Linked DNA regions of Homo sapiens: region 2 is linked to region 1. A link is a loop called in an ENCODE intact Hi-C map of the cell type or tissue named here. Cell type or tissue: HepG2. All regions are shown on one strand. Each heading gives the region's core, and the rest is flanking DNA. Links, peaks and the distances in the headings are about the cores only. Region 1 overlaps ITCH (itchy E3 ubiquitin protein ligase). Region 2 overlaps ASIP (agouti signaling protein).

Region 1 (10,611 bases), core at 3,621-6,120:
AAGATGTATAAATTGGAAAGGAAGAAGTAAAACTGTCTCTTTTCCCCTCACACAAATAACGTTTGTATACAGAAAATCATGAAGAATCTAGAAAAAATTACTAGAACTAGTAAGTGAATTTAACAGCGTAACAGAATATAAAGTCAATGTACAAAATCAGTTGTATTTCTACACTGATATACATTGAATTTTTAAGAGGGAGATAATGCAGTGGTATTAAGTCCAAGGCTAGCTGAGAAACCCCATGGTGTCATAGTGATCTAAAATTCTTCTGTCTTTTCTACCATCCTAGAGTATGGTCTCATTCTTCAAAGTGACCTCATGGTCTGTGACAGCTGCTGAAACTTAAGCTATCAGGGTCACACTCCAGGCTGGAATTTGGAGGAAGGGCAAATTATAAACACACACACACACACACACACACACACTCACACACTTTTTAGCTATTTTAGCTGTCTTTTAGAAAATCCTTCCTTTTTTTTTTTAGACGGAGTCTAGCTTTGTCACCCTTGCTGGAGTGCAGTGGTGCAATCTCAGCTCACTGCAGCCTTGACCTCTGAGGTTCAAGTGATTCTCCTGCCTCAGCCTCCCAAGTAGATGGGATTAGAGGCACCTGCCACCACACCCGGCTAATTTTTATAATTTTTAGTAGAGACAGAGTTTCAACATGTTGGTCAGGCTGGTCTCAAACTCCTGACCTCAGATGATCCACCCGCCTCAGCCTCCCAAAGTGCTGGGATTTATAGGTGTGAACCACTGCACCTGGCCAAAAAGATCCTTCTTGAACGTTTCATATGCCACTTTCACTTAGAGACTTAAGTCACATGGCCATATAGAGAAATGTAGTCTTTATTATATGTAGCATTCTACTTAGTTAAATAGCAAGGGTTTTACTTAAAGATAAAGGAGGGAATTGATGTTGGGATAGACAGCATTCTCAGATAGAAACCCCTTTACTTAGCCCTCTTAGATTTGGCAGCATAGAAAAGAAAATCCCACAACAGTAGTTTCAACAAAATCAAAGTTTTTTGTTTGTTTTTTCTGTTACTTAAAAGTATTCTTGGGGAAATATCTCTCAAAAAGCAAAGAATGGTTTTGTTAGGAATATGCTATATTTTTGAATTTGGTTAGTAAGTGCTGAGAGAGGGTGGGATATTTTGCTTTCCTTCAGCATTATCTTTTACAAGCAGCTATATATGTCCTGTTAACCCTTGTTCTTCCTCAGAGACAATGGACCTCAGATAGCCTATGTTCGGGACTTCAAAGCAAAGGTTCAGTATTTCCGGTTCTGGTGTCAGGTTAGTATTGGAACTGTATCTCTGTACTGCCTTAACTTTGTTGTGTTGCTTTATATTACACAGTGATTGTGAAAATACTTAACTCACAGAAAAACAGGTAAAATGGGAAGCATTAGAATCTCTTTCATCTATTTTTAGAGCAAATAAATAGATTTATCAATTAGATCATTTGTGACTTTGGTTATTCAGAAAATTAAACCTCATGTAATCCCAGCACTTGGGGAGGCCGAGGTGGGCAGATCACTTGAGCTCAGGAGTTCAGGACCAGTCTGGGCAACATATTGAGGCCTTACCTCTGTAAATATATATATATATATATTTCTTTTTTTTAAAGAAGAAAATTAAACTTGAAACCATCTGAATAAGCAAACATTGTCACTTTTTCCTCAGTAGCCATTACTTTCAGATTGCAGGAATCTTCAAATGTAAGTAAAAGCATTTTCTGATATAATTTTAACCAGCTACTTTATTTTTATGTGTTATTTTTTCTGAGACAGGATCTCACTCTGTCACCCAGGCTGGAGTGCAGTGGTGCCATCATGGCTTACTGCAGCCTTGACCTCCTGGGCTCAAGTGATCCTCTTGCCTCAGCCTTCTCGCTAGCTGACACTACAGATGCACTTCACCACACCTGGCTAATTTTTAGTAGAGACAGGGTCCCCTTATGTTGCCCAGGCTGGTTTTGAACTCCTGGATTCAAATGATCCTCCTGCCTCATCTTCCCCAAGTGCTGGGATTACAGGCATAAACCAGCATGCCCGGACACCAGCCATTTTTATATCTATCGTTTGATATAACTGACTTTGATAGATAAATACATGTTCATACATACATGAACATGTCCATACATAGATGTTATATTCAGTGTTTTTTTCAGATGTGATCAACTATTTCTTATGTATAGATATTTACTGGAATTAATGATTTTTTATGGGTTCTAAATCAAATGAATGCCCTAGTCAAAGTTACTGTGATGAATATTTTTACACTTGAAACTCTTGTAATTAACTGGACCCATGGAAGCAAGAAGAATCTGGATTAACTGTTGGAAAATAAGATTAAGTAAAGATTTATTTGACACATTATTAAGTAAGCAGTGTGCATATGAGATCAATCTTGTGGTTCTTCTGTTTGCATATATTAATCTGTAATTAGCATGAATACTCACAGATGCATTGGTAAACATTATTGAATATAAATTTATATTCATAGTCTACTTGTTTCTGTAAGGAAAGATAAAAGTAAATAAAACTTTCCCCTTTTGATTTTTTTGATAGGCTATTTTAATGATGAGAGTTGACTTAAGTCATTCTTCTATTTCAGCAACTGGCCATGCCACAGCACATAAAGATTACAGTGACAAGAAAAACATTGTTTGAGGATTCCTTTCAACAGGTACTGTTTCATTCTCTCAATAATTTCCCCCCTGGCTGCTAGCTTAGGACCCGCTTTTGGTGCTGTCAGTTTAATCTGAATGGTTTGGAACTTCTTGAGTTGAAGTCCTTGAATTTTTCAAGTGCGATCTCATTGCCAGCCACCTTAGGGCTTAAGGGGTGTGTGTGTGTGTGTGTGTGTGTGTGTGTGTGTGTGTGTGTTTCAGGTTTCCATTTCTAAACTGGTATGATTTGAAATAAATGCATAGGTAAGATAATAGGTTTGTGTGTGTGTGTGTGTGTTTCAGGTTTCCATTTCTAAACTGGTATGATTTGAAATAAATGCATAGGTAAGATAATAGGTTTTTGGTAGCCAAAGGTCTGGAAATACCCATATGAACATTATCAGATTGTAGAAAGGAGAGGGGAAGACTTGTTTTAACACTTCAGTATTACTTGGATTTTTACAATAAGCGTATGTTACTCTTAACAGGAAAAAAAGTGGTCATTGGTGACAGTATCTAAAAAAAGATATATATGAGTTTTCAGAAGTAGTCAGCAGATTTTTTCACTTGTCTTCAGAACTTGAGTTAATTTACTCGCTGGGCACGGTGGCTCATGCCTGTAATCCCAGCACTTTGGGAGGCTGAGGCGGGTACATCACCTGAGGTCAGGAGTTTGAGACCAGCCTGGCCAAGATGGTGAAACCTTGTCTCTATTAAAAATATAAAAATTAGCTGGGCCTGGTGGCTGATGCCTGTAATCCTGTAAAGCTACTCAGGAGAGTCACCTGAACCTGGGAGGTGGAGGTTGCAGTGACCCGAGATCGTGCCATTGCATTCCAGCCTGGGCAATAAGAGCAAAACTCCATCTCAATTTAAAAAAAAAAAAAAAAAAAAAAAAACTTGAGTTAGTCTACTATTCGCCTTTATCTTGCAGATATTACTAATAACCTACTGCAACTAAATGTTAAAATGATTGTGTTATGTAGAAGATTAAAATAACTAGTGAAAAAATGTCTTAAAATGAAAACATCTGGTTAGTCCTTGTTTTATAGCCAGATGTGGAAGTGATTATTTTCAAGCACCAGTGGTATTGTAGCAACTACAGCTTCAAGAAGTACGGAATTGAATGCAAAGGGAAAAGAGGTTGAGACAGTTGGTGGTAGCTGGCTACTTGCTTTCAGAATCAGTTTTTTTCATTTCCTAATGGAACGTCAGTTATTGACATTAAAGGAAAAAGCCAGTTGGCATCCTGCTATGTAGGAGCAGAAAACTTTTTAGTGGGAAGTGGAGCTTTACTGAGGCCATTTAGAGAATTATGAGTCATCCCCTTGATCTGATGTAAGTGTCACAGGCCATTCCCCACCCTAGTCCTTGCCCATTTCTAATTTTATGTTCATAACCACCCTTTTATCACTCTGTTGGACGAGTTTCTTGAAGCAACTTGCTTACCTCTTACCAGTCCTGGAAAGATGCAAAACATGATTAAACTGTTCCTTTATCTTTTGACTTTGAAACCTAAAGTCTTTTGCAAAATAACTGACTAGATGGTTCTAAAACAGTTTTTAAAGCTGTCACCCTAGATTTGACATCCATCAAATAACTGGTTAATAAAAATATAAGAGAACAATTTGATTGCTTAAAGGTAACAAAACTAATTGCAAAATTAGCATCAGATTTTCTTTGGATAGTTGTTGGATAAAATTGCTCTGGGATAGTGTTTCTTCTGTTAACACAGCACAACTGGTTATGGGGGAAAGTACAGGAGAAAACAATTTTTTTTCCTTCATATTAGACATTTGTTAAAAGGAATTTTTTTTTAACTTTTATGGATTTATTTATAGTAAAGATAAGGATACAAATGTCTTCCACACATATGTGGTAATCTGTGGTGCTCGCCACTCCCTCCCTCCTGGGACTGACACACTGCAGCCCACGCTGCTCACCCTGGAGCCCCATCCTTGCATGAGAGAATGGCGCCACCTGGGGCTGTGCGACCTGTCAGCCTGCTCATTCCCTTCTCCAGCTCAGGACAGAGAAACACAATTCATTCATAAGGTTTCCATTCTGTTATAGGCAGAGATTTAGAAATCAGCATTGTTTTTCAAAGAGTACAAAGTTAAACCATTCTGCTTAGAAAAGAATAAACCCATCCAATCATTTTTCCTCTAGTTGAGTCAAAACAGAGATCAAACTTCTTTGATAGTGTTATGTCTGTGTTCAGACTTAGACTTCAGAATCAAAATTTTGAAATATTTATGAGGTTAATAACTATCTTTGAAGTTAAGCAGTTTACTGAGCAATTAAATATTTTTGTCCATACACATTCAGATTTAACTACTGCTATAAATTGTCGTAATTTCTCCAGTTTCAGTCTGAACATAATAGCTTATAGTAATAAGACACAGGTTCTAGTACAGATTTTCCAATTAGTGGTATGGCCCTAAACAAGCCAGGTTAGATCTCTGCCTTCACCTACATCAAACAGGAATAATAATATATTTCCTTAACCTATCTTCTAGGTAAACAGATGAGATTATATGAAAACATTTTGCTAAAGTCGCTAAACAAACATAAGAAAAAATATGTAAGGTTTTTCTATCACATTAACTATTTTTTAATATCTGACTGACATTTTTGTAATATAACCAAAATAAAAATTGCATACTTTCTTTTTTTTTTCTTTTATTGATCATTCTTGGGTGTTTCTCGCAGAGGGGGATTTGGCAGGGTCATAGGACAATAGTGGAGGGAAGGTCAGCAGATAAACAAGTGAACAAAGGTCCCTAGTTCTCCTAGGCAGAGGACCCTGCGGCCTTCCGCAGTGTTTGTGTCCCTGGGTACTTGAGATTAGGGAGTGGTGATGACTCTTAACGAGCATGCTGTCTTCAAGCATCTGTTTAACAAAGCACATCTTGCACCGCCCTTAATCCATTTAACCATGAGTGGACGCAGCACATGTTTCAGAGAGCACAGGGTTGGGGGTAAGGTCACAGATCAACAGGATCCCAAGGCAGAAGAATTATTCTTAGTACAGAACAAAATGAAAAGTCTCCCATGTATACTTCTTTCTGCACAGACACGGCAACCATCCGATTTCTCAATCCTTTACCCACCCTTCCCCGCTTTCTATTCCACAAAACCGCCATTGTCATCATGGCCCGTTCTCAATGAGCTGTTGGGTACACCTCCCAGACGGGGTGGTGGCCTGGCAGAGGGGCTCCTCACTTCCCAGTAGGGGCGGCCGGGCAGAGGCACCCCGCACCTCCAGGACAGGGCGGCTGGCCGGGCGGGGGGGCTGACCCCCCCACCTCCCTCCCGGACAGGGTGGCTGCCGGGTGGAGACGCTCCTCACTTCCCAGACGGGGCGGCTGCCGGGCGGAGGGGCTCCTCACTTCTCAGACGGGGCGGTTGCCAGGCAGAGGGTCTCCTCACTTCTCAGACGGGGTGGCTGGGCAGAGATGCTCCTCACCTCCCAGACGGGGTCGCGGCTGGGCAGAGGCGCTCCTCACATCCCAGACGGGGCGGCGGGGCAGAGGCGCTCCCCACATCCCAGACCATGGGCGGCCGGGCAGAGACGCTCCTCACTTCCTAGATGTGATGGCGGCCGGGAAGAGGCGCTCCTCACTCCTAGATGGGATGGCGGCCGGGCAGAGACGCTCCTCACTTTCCAGACTGGGCAGCCAGGCAGAGGGGCTCCTCACATCCCAGACGATGGGCGGCCAGGCAGAGATGCTCCTCACTTCCCAGACGTGGTGGCGGCCGGGCAGAGGCTGCAATCTCGGCACTTTGGGAGGCCAAGGCAGGCGGCTGGGAGGTGGAGGTTGTAGCTAGCCGAGATCACGCCACTGCACTCCAGCCTGGGCACCATTGAGCACTGAGTGAACGAGACTCCGTCTGCAATCCCGGCACCTCGGGAGGCCAAGGCTGGCGGATCACTCGCGGTTAGGAGCTGGAGACCGGCCCGGCCAACACATCGAAATCCCGTCTCCACCAAAAAAATACGAAAACCAGTCAGGCGTGGCGGCGCGTGCCTGCAATCGTAGGCACTGGGCAGGCTGAGGCAGGAGAATCAGGCAGGGAGGTTGCAGTGAGCCGAGATGGCAGCAGTACAGTCCAGCTTCGGCTCGGCATCAGAGGGAGACCGTGGAAAGAGAGGGAGAGCGAGACCGTGGGGAGAGGGAGACGGGAGAGGCAGAGGCAGGGGCAGGGGCAGGGGCAGGGGCAGGGGCAGGCAGAGGCAGGCAGAGGCAGAGGCAGAGCTGCATACTTTCAAGAATGACAAAATTTAGTAGTTATACAAGGTGAATTAAAATAGTAAAGCTAGTCATAATACAGAATCCACTCATCCATGTACTCATTTTATCACTTAAATAATAATTATAAAAATAGGTAAAATTCCATGAAAATATTCCTATTTGTTCTAGTTCAGGAGGTCTTGCCCACATCAATGGATTGTCTGGCATCAGCCACTGTTTCAGGCACTCGAACAGTCATATTGTCCATAGATTTTGTCAAACAGATTTGGCAGCCCAACTGTGATCTGTTAGTCCATATGCCAGATCGAGCATGTGATTCTCCTCATCAGTGATTGCATCTAACTTCTCATATATGTGATCTTCAAAGATGAGATGACAGGTTAAACAAGCCAGAGTTCCCTCACATGCACCAAAGCCATCAATATCTGGATTATTTTCAACCACAACGTCTAGCAGAGAATCACCAACTTTTCCTTTGGTTGTTAATGTTTCACCATCACAGTTTATAAAGTGGACTGTCACTTTATCTTCTGAGCTGCTCCGCGCCCCTGCCGACACGCTCAGCGGCCGGCTCGCCTCCGCGCTCCGGCCCGGTCCCCGGCTCCTCAGCAGGCCGCTGGCTCCAGCGCGGGACCCGGCGTGGTGCAGCCACCGGCCGGCCGGGTCGCCGAGGACCGCAGAAGCGGCGCGCAGCAGCCGGGCGCCCCCAGCGGCAGCCATCGCCCGCGGTCGGGAACTCAAAAGGAATTATTTAAAGATAGTTTTAACCTTGTGACATTTCTCATTTGCGTTGCTGTATACCTAGCCTATACTATTTGTAGAATACTTGGCATAAACGTACATATGTCATAAGCATTGAAGTTTTTTGTTACATCTGGGATTTTCTGGCTTGAGTGGGATGTGAATTCATAAATGTGATGGTTTTGTGGGGGAACTGAGAGAACTTGGCATAAACAGGTATACTTACTGATCCTCTCTGGATATTTAAGTGTGGTAATTCATTCTTATCACTCAATAAAGTATAGGCATTATATCAACTTCTCCCTTTCCATGTTCTTCTGTATTTTTTTGTAAGAGTAATTGATATATGCAGTGCTATACACACACAATTTTGGTCAAATAATTTGTTTTACGTGGCAGGAAACCAAATGACCTATTGATTGTAGCTCAGTAATGTACTGTCCTTCAAATATGAAGATGATCCTATTAACCACCTATAGTGGGACACAAAATTTGAGTAGTTTTTGTAGGTAGTTATCGGTTGCCGCTGAGAATGAGTTTCCAAAGTTAACTGGGTCTCTCTGCAGCTACTGGTTTTCATTTCTCGGTTAGCCAGTTAGCTGTTACGTGTACCTTTGGCTATGAGTCAAAACCAAACCTAATAACCAAACCACAAAAACCCCACCCAACCTCTGACCATGCCCATCTATGTTCTAAGTAATTGATACAGGCAACATTATAAGTCAATAGTAGCATCATTAAAAATAAAATCACGGCCGGGCATGATGGCTCACGTCTGTAATCCCAGCACTTTGGGAGGCCAAGGCCGGTGGATCACCTGAGGTCAGGAGTTTGAGACCAGCCTGGCCAACATGGCAAAACCCCGTCTCTACTAAAAATACAAAATTAGCCGGGCGTGGTGGCGCACACCTGTAGTTCCAGCTACTTGGGAGGCTAAGGCAAGAGAATCGCTTGAACCTGGGAGGTGGAGGTGTGGTAAGCCGAGATTGTGCCATTGCACTCCAGCCTGGGCAACGAGGGAGAGACTGTCTAAAAGTAAATAAATAAATAAAATCACGTGTATAAGGTATATAAAAATATAGATGTATATAATAAAATATTATTAAACGTTACTATAATGTATTTTCTGTATGTGTGGTTTTGACTAGACCATGAACACCTTTCTGTGTCATGGGAGATTTCAGTTACCTATAACGAAGGAGATGTCAAACCTAGAAGTGGTAGACAGTGTTTCAATAGCTTTTTTCACCAATTATTTTACTTTATTTTTTTTTAGATAATGAGCTTCAGTCCCCAAGATCTGCGAAGACGTTTGTGGGTGATTTTTCCAGGAGAAGAAGGTTTAGATTATGGAGGTGTAGCAAGGTAGTGATAATATGAATACTCAGAACTTAGTTCCTTTCCTCCAAAGGTACCATTGCACTTCGCTTGCAAGTATTATTTTCTCAATCTTATATTTTAGGAAAATGAAATATGTCAAATTATTATACCTTTATTATGCTGTAGCTACAGAATTTCAAAAAACATTTAATTCAGCACTTTCTATGTCATGTACAGCTGATTGATTTCACCCACATCACTCATTTAATCTTCAGGGTAACCTTGTGATACAGAATTTTATAGGATGATGAAGAGGCTTAGAGACTCACCTAAGGCACATAATAAATTGTAGAGCCTGGATGCAAGCTTTGTATCATTTAACCAGTAGCCAGTGTTAAGTCTACCACCTCTTATATCTGTTCCACAGAAAACACAAGGCCTTATAGTGATCAGGTCATTTTCCCCACCACAGATTACTGATACAGGTAATAGTTACTCAGTTTCCAACTGAGATTAGTATATTTGTCATGAAAATATAGAAGGTTGTACAAAATAGGAGTTGAAAGTCTTAATTCTGCTTTCTTCATATTGGAGCTTAATATTGGACCCTAGAAGATAGTCTCTAATGAGAATTGCTTTGCTTATTCCATGATAATATATCACACCAGGTTAAAAATTTGCGTAGAGCTGGCATTGTGCAAAGACAAGGACTTTGGGGTCAAGACGGGATTTGAATCTTTTTCTGCTCTCAATAGTGTGATGTTGGGCAAATATTTTCATCTGTAAAATAAGAATATTAATATCTACATTTCTAGGATTATTGTGAAGAGTAGAAATATTGTTTATTAATGACCTAGTTCAGAGCCTGTGTCTTTGTGTGCACGCTAATTGGTGGCTACATTTTAGTAGTTCTTATTTATATTATGTTTCTGAGTTTAAATAAAATTATTTCAAAATATATGATATAATCATAGATAAATAACAAATATGAGTAGAAACATGTAATTTTGTATAAGTTAAAGGCAATTGAAGAGGAGAGCAATCATTCATTCCTAATAAGAAAATAAACTAGCAATATTAAAGTGTGTCATGAGATACACTTATCACAAGAGGCCATGAACTAACAGGAAAAGAGATCCAGATTACAGGCTTATGCCACATGTATTACCCCAGATCACCCATGTTACGTAGTTTTAGTAACCATAATCTTATGTTAATATTGGTTCATATTTTCACAATATTTGACTTAGAGTCTCAGCATTTTTCTAATATGTGAGTGGCTGGAATTAAGAACTTTACTGCCTCTGTGAAATTGGAAGAATTTTCATATTGATTTAACGTGTAGGGAGTAGTGGCACTTGATGGGGATTATTATGGGACTTAGTAATAGATGGAATATTAGATTGATTTCAGCCACTTTACTCACATGGGTAAATAGTGAATTTTAAATTTGCCTATGAATAGTATTTCATTGATTCTAAGACTAATATTTTCATTTTATAATATCTCTGAAATTACGATGTATCTCAGGTAAAATTGGAAAATACAATTTAGTCGTTCATCAAATAAAGGTGCAATGTTGTCTTAGATTTTTTGAAATGTAATAATGTATATATTA
Region 2 (10,611 bases), core at 3,558-6,057, 220 kb before region 1:
TTAAGGAAACATAATAAGTGACCCTTATAAATCTTTCTCTGTGTAACTTTTTTTTTTTTTGAGACAGAGTCTCGCTCCGTCGCCCAGGCTGGAGTGCAGTGGCGTGATGTCGGCTCACTGCAACCTCCACCTCCCCGGTTCACACCATTCTCCTGCCTCAGCCTCCCAGGTAGCTGGGACTACAGGTGCCCGCCACCACGCCCGGCTGATTTTTTTTTGTATTTTTTAATAGAGACGGGGTTTTACCGTGTTAGCCAGGATGGTCTTGATCTCCTGACCTCGTGATCCGTCCGCCTCGGCCTCCCAAAGTGCTGGGATTACAGGCATGAGCCACCGCGCCTGACCTTCTCTGTGTAACTATTTAAGCTGCCCAGTGGCACAATGACAGGGAGGCAAGAATTGGAAATGAGGAATTTGCTATGTTCTGAATGTTTATGCCCTCTCAGATTCAGATGTTGAAATCCTCACTGCCAAGGTTATAGTGTAAGGAGGTGGGGCCTTTTGGAGGTGACTAGGTCATGGTGGCAGAGCCCTCATGAATGAGACTAGTGCCTTTACAAAAGAGGCCCAAGGGAAAGCCCTTCCACCTTGTGAGATTAGAGAGATGATGGCTGTCTATGAAGAAATAGGCCCTCACTAGATATCGAATCTGCCTGCACCTTGATCTTGGACTTCCCAGCCTCCAGAACCATGAGAAATAAATTTCCGTTGTTTAGAAACCACCCAGTCTATGATATTTTGTTATAGTCACCTAAACAGACTAAGACAGGATTCATAGAATTAAGGATAGAAGGTAGATTCTTTCATTCATATAACAAATTTTTGTCAAGTTTCCACTCTGTGCCTCAGACTCTATAGTGAGTCATATAGTCCTATCCTCTTATGAAGGGGGCCTGCCCCTCCACACCTGTGGGTATTTCTCATCAGGTGGGACGAGAGACTGAGAAAAGAAATAAGACACAGAGACAAAGTATAGAGAAAGAACAGTGGGCCCAGGAGACCGGTGCTCAGTATACAGAGGACCCGCACTGGTGCCAGTCTCTGAGTTCCCTCAGTATTTATTGATTATTATTTTTACTATTTTAGTGAGGGGAGTGTAGCAGGGCAACAGGTGGGGAGAAGGTCAGCAGGGAAACATGTGAGCAAAGGAATTAGTATCATGAGTAAGTTCAAGGAAAGGTACTGTGCCTGGATGTGCACGTAGGCTAGATTTATGTTTTTCTTTACCCAAACATCTCAGTGTAGCAAAGAGTAACAGAGCAGTATTGTTGTCAGTATATCTCCCCTCTAGCCACAGGGCGGTTTTCTCCTATTTTCTCCTATCTTAGAATAAAATGAATGGGAATGGTCGGCTGTACACTGAGACATTCCATTCCCAGGGAGGAGCAGGAGACAGATGCCTTCCTCTTATCTCAACTGCAAAGAGGCCTCCCTCTTTCACTACTCCCCCTCAGCACAGACCCTTTATGGGTGTCGGGTTGGGGGATGGTAAGGTCTTTCCTTTCCCACGAGGCCATATCTCAGGCTGTCTCAGTGGGGGGAAACCTTGGACAATACCCAGGCTTTCTTGGGCAGAGGTCCCTGCGGACATTGTGTCCAGTGCATTGTGTCCCTGGTTAATCGAGAATGGAGAATGGCGATGACTTTTACCAGGCATACTGCCTGCAAACATGTTAACAAGGCACATCCTGCACAGCCCTAAATCCATTAAACTTTGATTCAATACAGCACATGTTTCTGTGAGCACAGGGTTGGGACTAAAGTTACAGGTTAACAGCATCTCAAAGCAGAAACAATTTTTCTTAGTACAGATCAAAATGGAGTTTTTTATGTCTTCCTTTTCTACATAGACACAGTAACAACCTGATCTCTCTTTCTTTTTTTTTTATTTTTTTTTTAGACGAAGTCTCGCTCTGTTGCCCAGGCTGGAGTGCAGTGGCTCACTCAGCTCACTGCAAGCTCTGCCTCTTGGGTTCACACCATTCTCCTGCCTCAGCCTCCCGAGTAGCTGGGACTACAGGTGTCTGCCACCACGCCCGCCTAATTTTTTTGTATTTTTAGTAGAGACGGGGTTTCACCATGTTAGCCAGGATGGTCTTGATCTCCTGACCTCATGATCCGCCTGCCTCAGCCTCCCAAAGTGCTGGGATTACGGGCGTGAGCCACCGCGCCCAGCCTGATCTCTCTTTCTTTTCCCTACGCTCTTATTTTTATTTTATTTTATTTATTTATTTATTTATTTATTTATTTATTTATTTTTTAGAGACAGAGTCTTGCTCCGTTGCCCAGGCCGGAGTGCAATGGCACAATCTCAGCTCACTGCAACCTCCGCCTCCCGGTTCAAGCGATTCTTCTGCTTCAGCCTCCCAAGTAGCTGGGATTATAGGCATGCACCACCAAGCCTGGCTAATTTTTGTATTTTTAGTAGAGACGGGTTTCACCATGTTGGCCATGCTGGTCTCAAACTCCTGGCCTCAAGTGATGCACCCACCTCAGCTTCCCAAAGTGCTGGGCTTATAGGCGTGAGTGCCGGGCCCTTAAAACTGAGAAAGCTGAGACCTAGGTGGACCTAGGGTCAGGCAGCCATTTAAATGACAGGTTCATCCAAGTGATCTGACTCGTGTGTCTGGATCCTTCTTTTTATCCACCATGCTGAAGAGAAACTCATCTTAAGTCCTAAATACAGATGATGAATTTAAAAGGAGAACTGTCATCAGAGATATCACACATCAAATAACAGTCTTCATCATTGCAGAGTGGAAAGACAGTTGAGAAACCCAGTTACACAGCTACTCATTGCTGTCAGCATTATTGTCCTGTTTTTTTGTTTTGTTTTGTTTCGTTTTTTTTTTGAGACAGAGTCTTACTCTGTCACCCAGCCTGCAGTGCAGTGGCACAATCTTTGCTCACTGCAACCTCTGCCTCCTGGATTCAAGTGATGCTTCTACCTCAGCCTCCCAAGTAGTTGGGATTACAGGCATGCGCCACCACACCCAGCTAATTTTTGTATTTTTAGTAGAGACGAGCTATCACCATGTTGGTCAGGCTGGTCTCGAACTCCTGACCTCAGGTGATCCACCTGCCTTGGCCTCCCAAAGTGCTGGGATTATAGGCGTGAGCCACAGGGCCCGGCCTAGCATTATTGTCCTGTATTAATAGCAGGGAGTGTGTTTCTCTAATGAGTAATAACAGCAACAAGGTCTGTACAGATCCAAAAACGTTTACCTGTAATTGCAAAATCCCAACACCCTGAAAAGTATAAGGTTTTGTTCCCCCTTTGGCAACTCATTTGGCAGCAAAATCTGAACTTACCTGAAGACATTTGGCAACAAAACCCGTCCCGAATTGATGTGAATCAATTCATAGTCTGTATTCATCCTGCCTATTATGAAGATCCATGCCTTTTTGCTATAGAAGCATTAATATTTTCATTATAGGGTTCTCCCAGACCCCTTATATGTGGTTTAACATAATATATGGATGATACTATTTTTCTAACGTTCACAAAGTTCTGAATTCTAAAAAACATCTGACCCCAAGAATCCTAATACAACTAAACATTATGGACCTGTATTACATTTAGAATATACATATCCCTCCAGAATTGAGGTAAGGAATACTGGTCTTTAACTTTCTCCCTATTATACCCAAATAAGATTTACTCCACTGAGACTTTACCAATCCAAGACTCAGTCCAACTGTATGGTTCTACCAGGAGAACTGTTTTGCCGGGGGTTGGTCTGTTTGTCTTAAACTAACCCCTAGGATTCACTTTTCCTGAGTTAGGCTGGGGATTTGACCTGGTGAGATCTCCTGCCTACCCATTGTGCAGTGAATAGTGTTTACATTAGGCTTATGGCTGCTCTGATGGTGAACTGAGCTTGTACCTACATTATGAAGTGTTCAGAGCAAGTGATCACTGTGGACTTTGGCCAGTCCATGGACATCCAGTCCCATGGATATTGGCCTCTGGTCATGAGCTGTCCCACTACCCCTTGGATTTGTGAATATTGAACTGGACTGTTGATTCAGCCCCCTCGTTCTCAATCCTGTTCCTGGGTCTAACTTAATCTTCCCCAAACTCCTGCCACCTTTTTCTTTCTTCCTTTCTTTTCTTTTTTGGTATGATCACAGCTCACTGGAGCCTCAACCTCCCAGGTTCAAGCAATCCTCCCTCCCACCTCACCCTCCCAAGAGGCTGGGACCACAGGTGTGTACTATCACACCTGTGGGTGGCAAGCCACGCAGGTGCCAAGGCAAGAGACCGAGGGCACAAGCTGCTCCAGTATAATAAAGAAAATATATAGAATAAGAATAGTTATACTAGAAATAGATTATAGATGTGATTATATATGAATATCATTAATCATTAGTTTGTAGCATTACTCTTTATTCCAATATTATAATAATCTTTGTTCTACAATTATAACCTAGGAAAAACCAGGCCATACAGAGATAGGAGCTGAAGGGACACGGTGAGCAAGTGACCAGAAGACAAGAGTGTGAGCCCTCTGTTACGCCCGGACAGGGCCACTAGAGGGCTTCCTGGTCTAGCAGTAATGCCAGCACCTGGGAAGGCACCCATTACCTAGTGGACCTTGGTCTAGTGGTAGCATCAGTGCTCGGGAAGGCACCGGTTACTTAGCAGACCGAGAAAGGGAGTCTCCCTTTCCCCGGGGGAGTTAGAGAAGACTCTGCTCCACCACCTCTTGTGGAAGGCCTGACATCAGTCAGGCCCACCCGCAGCCTCCAGAGGCCTGACCATCTCCCTGTGATGCTGTGCTTCAGCGGTCACGCTCCTGGTCCGCTTTCATGTTCCACCCCGTACACCTGGCTCCGCCTTCTAGAGAGTGGTAGCAGAATTAGTAAAAGTACTAAAGTCTTTGAAATGCATAGAAGAAATAATGGCATAAACTGTCCTCTCTCTCCGCCTCGGCTGCCAAACAGGGAAGGGCCTCCTGTCTGGTGGACACGTGACTTGTGTAACCTTATCTATCACTGGAGATGGCTCACACTCCTTACCCTGCCCCCTTGTCTTGTATCCAATAAATAACAGCACAGCCAGGCATTCGGGGCCATTACTGGTCTCTGTGCCTTGGTGGTAGTGGTCCCCCGGACCCAGCTGTATTTTATTCTGTCTCTTTGTCTTGTGTCTTTATTTCTACGATCTCTCGTCTCCACACATGAGGAGAAAAAACCCACAGACCCAGTAGGGCTGGACCCGATAACACCCGGCTAATTTTTTAAAAATTTTTTGTAGAGATGAGGTCTCTCTATGTTGCCAGGCTGGTCTCAAATTCCTAAGATCAAGGAATCCTCCTCCTGTGGCTTCCTCCAGTGCTGGGATTATAGGCGTGAGCCACCATGCCTGGCCTCTTTTTCTAGCTCAGATTTTCCGGCCACTCTCACTTCTTTGTAGAAATTCCCATTACAGTTTTTGGCCCATGAGTATATTATTTATGGTAAGGAAAACCCAAAGACACAAAATAACTACACGTACCGCCTCCTAATTTATAACATGCCTCTTGTAACTTGCCTTAATCGAGCTCATTTGTTTTTGTTTTTGAGATAGAGTCTCACTGTGTTGCCCAGGCTGGGTAACAGTGCAGTGGTACAATCACAGCTCACTGTAGCCTCAACTTCCTGGGGTCAGGTGATTCTCCCACCTCAGCCACCCGAGTAGCTGGGAACACAGTCTTGTGCCGCCACTCCCTGCTAAGAGCCTTTTGTTAATCAGAGCTTCCCACCACATTCCACCACATCTCCATCCTTTACTTTCCTTGTTTTTTAAAGTTGAATTTCTTTCTTTCTTTTTCTTTCTTTCTCTCTCTCTTTCTTTCTCTTTTTTTTTTTTGTTTTTTGTTTTTTGTTTTTTGAGACAGTTTCCCTCTTTCACCCAGGCTGGAGTGAAGTGGTACGATCTCAGCTCACTGCAACTTCCTCCCCCTGGGTTCAGGCGATTCTCCTGCCTCAGCCTCCTGAGTAGGTGGATTTATAGGCATCTACTCAGGAGGCCACCACCTGGTTAATTTTTGTATTTTTAGTAGAAACGGGGTTTCACCATGTTGGCCAGGTCGAACTCCTGACCCCAAGTGATCCATTCGCTTCAGCCTCCCAAAGTGCTGGGATTATAGGCGTGAGCCACCAGCCCAGCCGGGTTGAATTTATTTCTAATTTGCCTTCCTAATTAATACCCATTAAAGCTAGATGCTGTTATTTGAAAAATGGTCTTTTTAGCAACAATCAGAAGCTAAAAATTAAAAACAATATTGCTTTTGGAAGAGATCAATGATACAGAATAAAAATTTTAAATATATATTTAATTTTATGTAACTAAAATATTATCTAGTTTACAAATATTTCATATTTCTATTCCAAATGTTACTGTATTGAATCTTTATGAATTCTAGACAGCATGATATAATAATAAGTTTCAAAACATTATGATAACTATTCATGATGTAATTTTTCCTCTGCCTCCACAATCCAAGTTTACCAGTCCTAGCTCTTGTCTCATTAGGACCCAGTCCTGTACTAAAACAAATCTGAAGTCTGATAAATTAATGAGAAATATTATTGGCACATTAGCCTTTTAATAAAGGTCATCAATATCTTTTCCTGAAGAAATAGTTGGGCTGGGTGCGGTGGCTCACACCTGTAACCCCAGCACTTTGGGAAGCCAAGGCAGGCAGATCACTTGAGGTCAGGAGTTTGAGATCAGCTTGGCCAACATGGTGAAACCTTGTCTCTACAAAAAATACAAAAATTAGCTGGGCGTGGTGGCAAGCACCTGTAGTCCCAGCTACTCAGGAGGCTGAGGCAGGAGAATTGCTTGAATCCGGGAGGCAGAGGTTGCAGTAAGCCAAGATCGCACCACTGCACTCCATCCTGGGCAACAGAGTGAGATTCCATCTTAAAAAAAAAAAGAGAGAAAGAAAGAAAAGAAATAGTTAAGTGCTCCATCGGTTAGTAGATATTGATGGAGCAAACATGATGTTCTTATTCCAATCCATCATGATTCTTACAATCTAGACGGAGTTGGCAAACTTTTTCTGTAAAAGGCCAGATAATAAATATTTTATGCTTTGTGGAACACATAGGGTCTCCGTTGGATATTCTTTTTTTTTTTTTAATAGAATCATTTAAAAATGTAAAAACCATTCTTATCTCCAGACTGGATAAATGCCATATGAAATGTGAGAAGGGCAAATAAGTACTGTAGTCACTCATTTGGGCTTTGATGACCATTAACAAATGATAAGTAAATAAATGTTTGTATAGCAAGCTAAGCACTGCGATCAGTGGGAAAGGACAAGCATCATATGGGGACCAGGAAGTAGCCAAGCTTGGATGGAATTTATTACTTCCTGTGAGAAAATATAAAGCTGGAAATCATGGTGGAGAGCCCCTGTCATTGAGGAGTTAATATCTTAGAAGGGGGATGCCATATATATATATATATACATACTATATATATATATTATATATATTATAAAATATATATAGTATATATATACTATATATAATATATGATATATATAATATATATAGTATATATATAGTGTATATATAATATATGATATATATAATACTATATATAGTATTATATATATAGTGTATATATAATATATGATATATATAATACTATATATATAGTATTATATATATAGTGTATATATATATACACACATACACACAAATGAACAAATATGGCTGAGTGGTGGCTCACTTTGGGAGGCTTAGGTGGGAGGATCACTTGAGCCCAGGAGTTCAAGACCAACCTGGGTAATAGAGTGAGCCTTCATCCCTACAAAAAAAAATTTTTTTTTAAATTAGCCAGGTGTGTTTGCACATGCCTGTAGTGCCAGCTACTCAGGAGGATGAGGTGGGAGGATGGCTTGAGCCTGGGAGGTTGAGACTGCAGTGGCCCAAGATTGTGCCACTGCACTCCAGCCTGGGTGACAGTGAGACTCTGTCTCAAAACAAACAATGACAACAGAAAAAAACTATATGAGCTTGAGTTAGAAAATATAGGCCAGGTGCAGTGGCAGTGGCTGGCGGATCACTTGAGGACAAGAGTTCGAGACCAGCCTGGCCAACATGGTGAAATCCCGTCTTTACTAAAAATACAAAAATTAGCCAGGTGTGGTGGTGGGCACCTGTAATCCCAGCTACTCTGGAGGCTGAGGCACGAGAATCTCTTGAACCTGGGAGGAGGAGGTTGCAGTGAGCCAAGATCGTGCCACTGCACTCCAGCCTAGCTGACAGAGCAAGACTCTGTCTCAAAAAAAATAAAAAGAGTTAGAAAATATAAAATGCTTAGTCTGGCCAATGTGGTAAAATCCTGTCTCTACAAAAAATACAAAAATTAGCCTGGCATAGTGATGGGCACCTGTAGCCCTAGCTACTGGGGCAGGAGACTGAGGCAGGAGAATCACTTGTACCTGGGAGGTGGAGGTTGCAGTGAGCCGAGATTATGCCACTGCACTCTAGCCTGGGCAACAAGAGAGAGACTCCATCTAAAAAAAAAAAAATCCAGCTAGCAAATAAATAAATACATAAATCCAGGGGGCCTATGTCAACAGCTCCATCCTCCTGACACAAACTATACCTGCATTCGTTCTCTCTGGGTTTGGGAATCTAGGATATGAGCCAACATATATGCTTGTCTGAAGGGGCCACTTACCTCTTCATCTTTCTCACTGAGACTTAATTTATTAGCCTTATTCTGTACATCTTAATAAAATCTCTGCTACTGTGAGGCCCTACTGGGGGCCTTTCAACAACTCTGCCCAGGCCTGGGGTCTCCTGGGGCCACAGACATTAAAAAAACACACAGAAGCAGCCAACACACCACCCTCTGGACAGCAGAGACCAGTGCAATGCATTGCTTTTTCTCTTTGCTCCAATCTCCTTCTGTTCCTTGTCTTTCTCTCTTCCTCTTCCCATCTCTCTTCTCTCTTCTTCCCTCATCAATTCCCCTTCCCCATCCTAAGCCTTGCTAATCCTCCAGCTCCACCAGGACACTTGCCTAACAGGGTCACAACACCAGCCCAAAGAAGCACAAAGAAAGCAGGAAGGCCTCTTACCATTACCCCTGACCCACCCACCTGACCACCTTCTCTGTCCCACTCAGGCCTCCTGGGATGGATGTCACCCGCTTACTCCTGGCCACCCTGCTGGTCTTCCTCTGCTTCTTCACTGCCAACAGCCACCTGCCACCTGAGGAGAAGCTCCGAGATGACAGGAGCCTGAGAAGCAACTCCTCTGTGAACCTACTGGATGTCCCTTCTGTCTCTATTGTGGGTAAGTCACCTAGCCTCTGGGCTCTGGCCCAGGAGAGGGGCTGCAGGAGATCAAGCATGCTTCCCAGGGTGCTACCAGGATCCACCGCCATGGTCACGGCTCCTTCTTGCTCGTTCCAGGAAATAATCCTGGGAGAATAAGGTGGCCCTTGACTCATTTGGTTTGGGAAAGCTCTGCATGCCACCAGTCTAATAAGCAGCTTAGCATATGGTAGAGGCTCTGAAAGGCCTGAAGTTAAGACACTTGGTGAACTTTGTTTAATTTAGCATTTCTGAAACTTAATGAATCACAGAACTCCTGTCAACAGTAACAAACTTCAGGAAATGCTCCAGAACATATGCAAGTCTGGGATGGACCAGTCCTGTCATGTCAGGGTTGGGAATGAAGGCTCAGGGGAAAATATGAGGGGCACTGGAGCCTGGCATTGGAGATCTGGTTTGACTTCACCTGATAATAATCATAGACATACTGTGTGGTAGGCACTGTGAGGTGAGTATGGTCTTTATTCATATTTCACAGTTGAGGAACTTGAGGCTTAGGAGAATTAAGTAACTAGCACGGATCACACAGTTTTTAACTGGCAAAGCCAGAATTCAAAATCAGGTACTTAACTCCAGAACCTAAGCTCAAAACTAATATCTCTTACTACCTCGGCTTTTGCTAGGAAACGAGGATATTTGAGGCTGGGTGAGGTGGCTCACACCTGTAATCCCAGCACTTTGGGAAGCTGGAGGCATGAGGATTGTTTGAGCCTAGGAGTTCAAGACCAGACTGAGCGACATAGGGAGACCCCGTCTCTACAGAAAAATTTAAAAACTAGCAAGGCACGTGGCATGCACCTGTAATCCCAGCACTTTCGTAGGCTGAGGCGGGCAGATCTCTTGAGCTCAGGTGTTCAAGACCAGCCTGGTCAACAGGGTGAAACCCCGTCCCTATTAAAAATACAAAAATTAACCAGGCATGGTAGCATGCGCCTGTAGTCCTAGCTACTTGGGAGGCTGAGGCAGGAGGATCACTTGAGCCCAGGAGTTTGAGCCTACAATGAGCCATGATTGTGCCACTGCACTCCAGCCTGAGTGACAGAGTGAGATCCTGTCTCAAAAACAAACAAACAAAAACTAGCCGGGAATGGTGGTGCATGCCTATGGTTCCAGCTATTTGGGAGGCTGAGGCAGGAGGATTGCTTGAGCCCAGGAGGTCGACGCTGCAGTGAGCTATGATCACACCATTGCACTCCAGCCTGGGTGACAGACAGACCCTGACTCAAAAAAGAAATTTTTTAATAAATAAATAATCGGCCAGGCG

What was found. Hi-C counts contacts between places; a loop is a spot of excess contacts. Peaks named below come from ENCODE experiments on the same cell type or tissue, not always from the same donor. Only the 100,000 strongest peaks of a DNase experiment are listed, where the experiment ranks them.
Region 2: it touches region 1 in a loop (4-fold over the local background); 2 of 110 quality-filtered maps call a loop at or near these places.

Annotation. Positions count from the first base shown.
Region 1 is chr20:34,468,823-34,479,433 of GRCh38, forward strand. ITCH (itchy E3 ubiquitin protein ligase) reads left to right here. Exons shown (of 25, transcript NM_031483.7): 15 at 1,226-1,298; 16 at 2,622-2,693; 17 at 8,950-9,038. It also overlaps the pseudogene FDX1P1. Among named protein-coding and RNA genes, the nearest start is that of MIR644A, 7.8 kb to the left of the region's middle. RefSeq lists a silencer at 4,528-4,617 and an enhancer at 5,266-6,210. In HepG2, for the core only: a CTCF peak has its summit at 4,643 (motif pointing left); a DNase peak (open chromatin) is centred at 4,639.
Region 2 is chr20:34,251,229-34,261,839 of GRCh38, forward strand. It overlaps ASIP (agouti signaling protein), which reads left to right. Exons shown (of 4, transcript NM_001672.3): 2 at 9,137-9,306. The coding sequence starts at 9,147. It also overlaps a transcript of AHCY not described here. Among named protein-coding and RNA genes, the nearest start is that of ASIP, 15 kb to the left of the region's middle. RefSeq lists an enhancer at 4,661-4,840. In HepG2, for the core only: a CTCF peak has its summit at 4,551 (motif pointing right); DNase peaks (open chromatin) are centred at 3,883 and 4,553.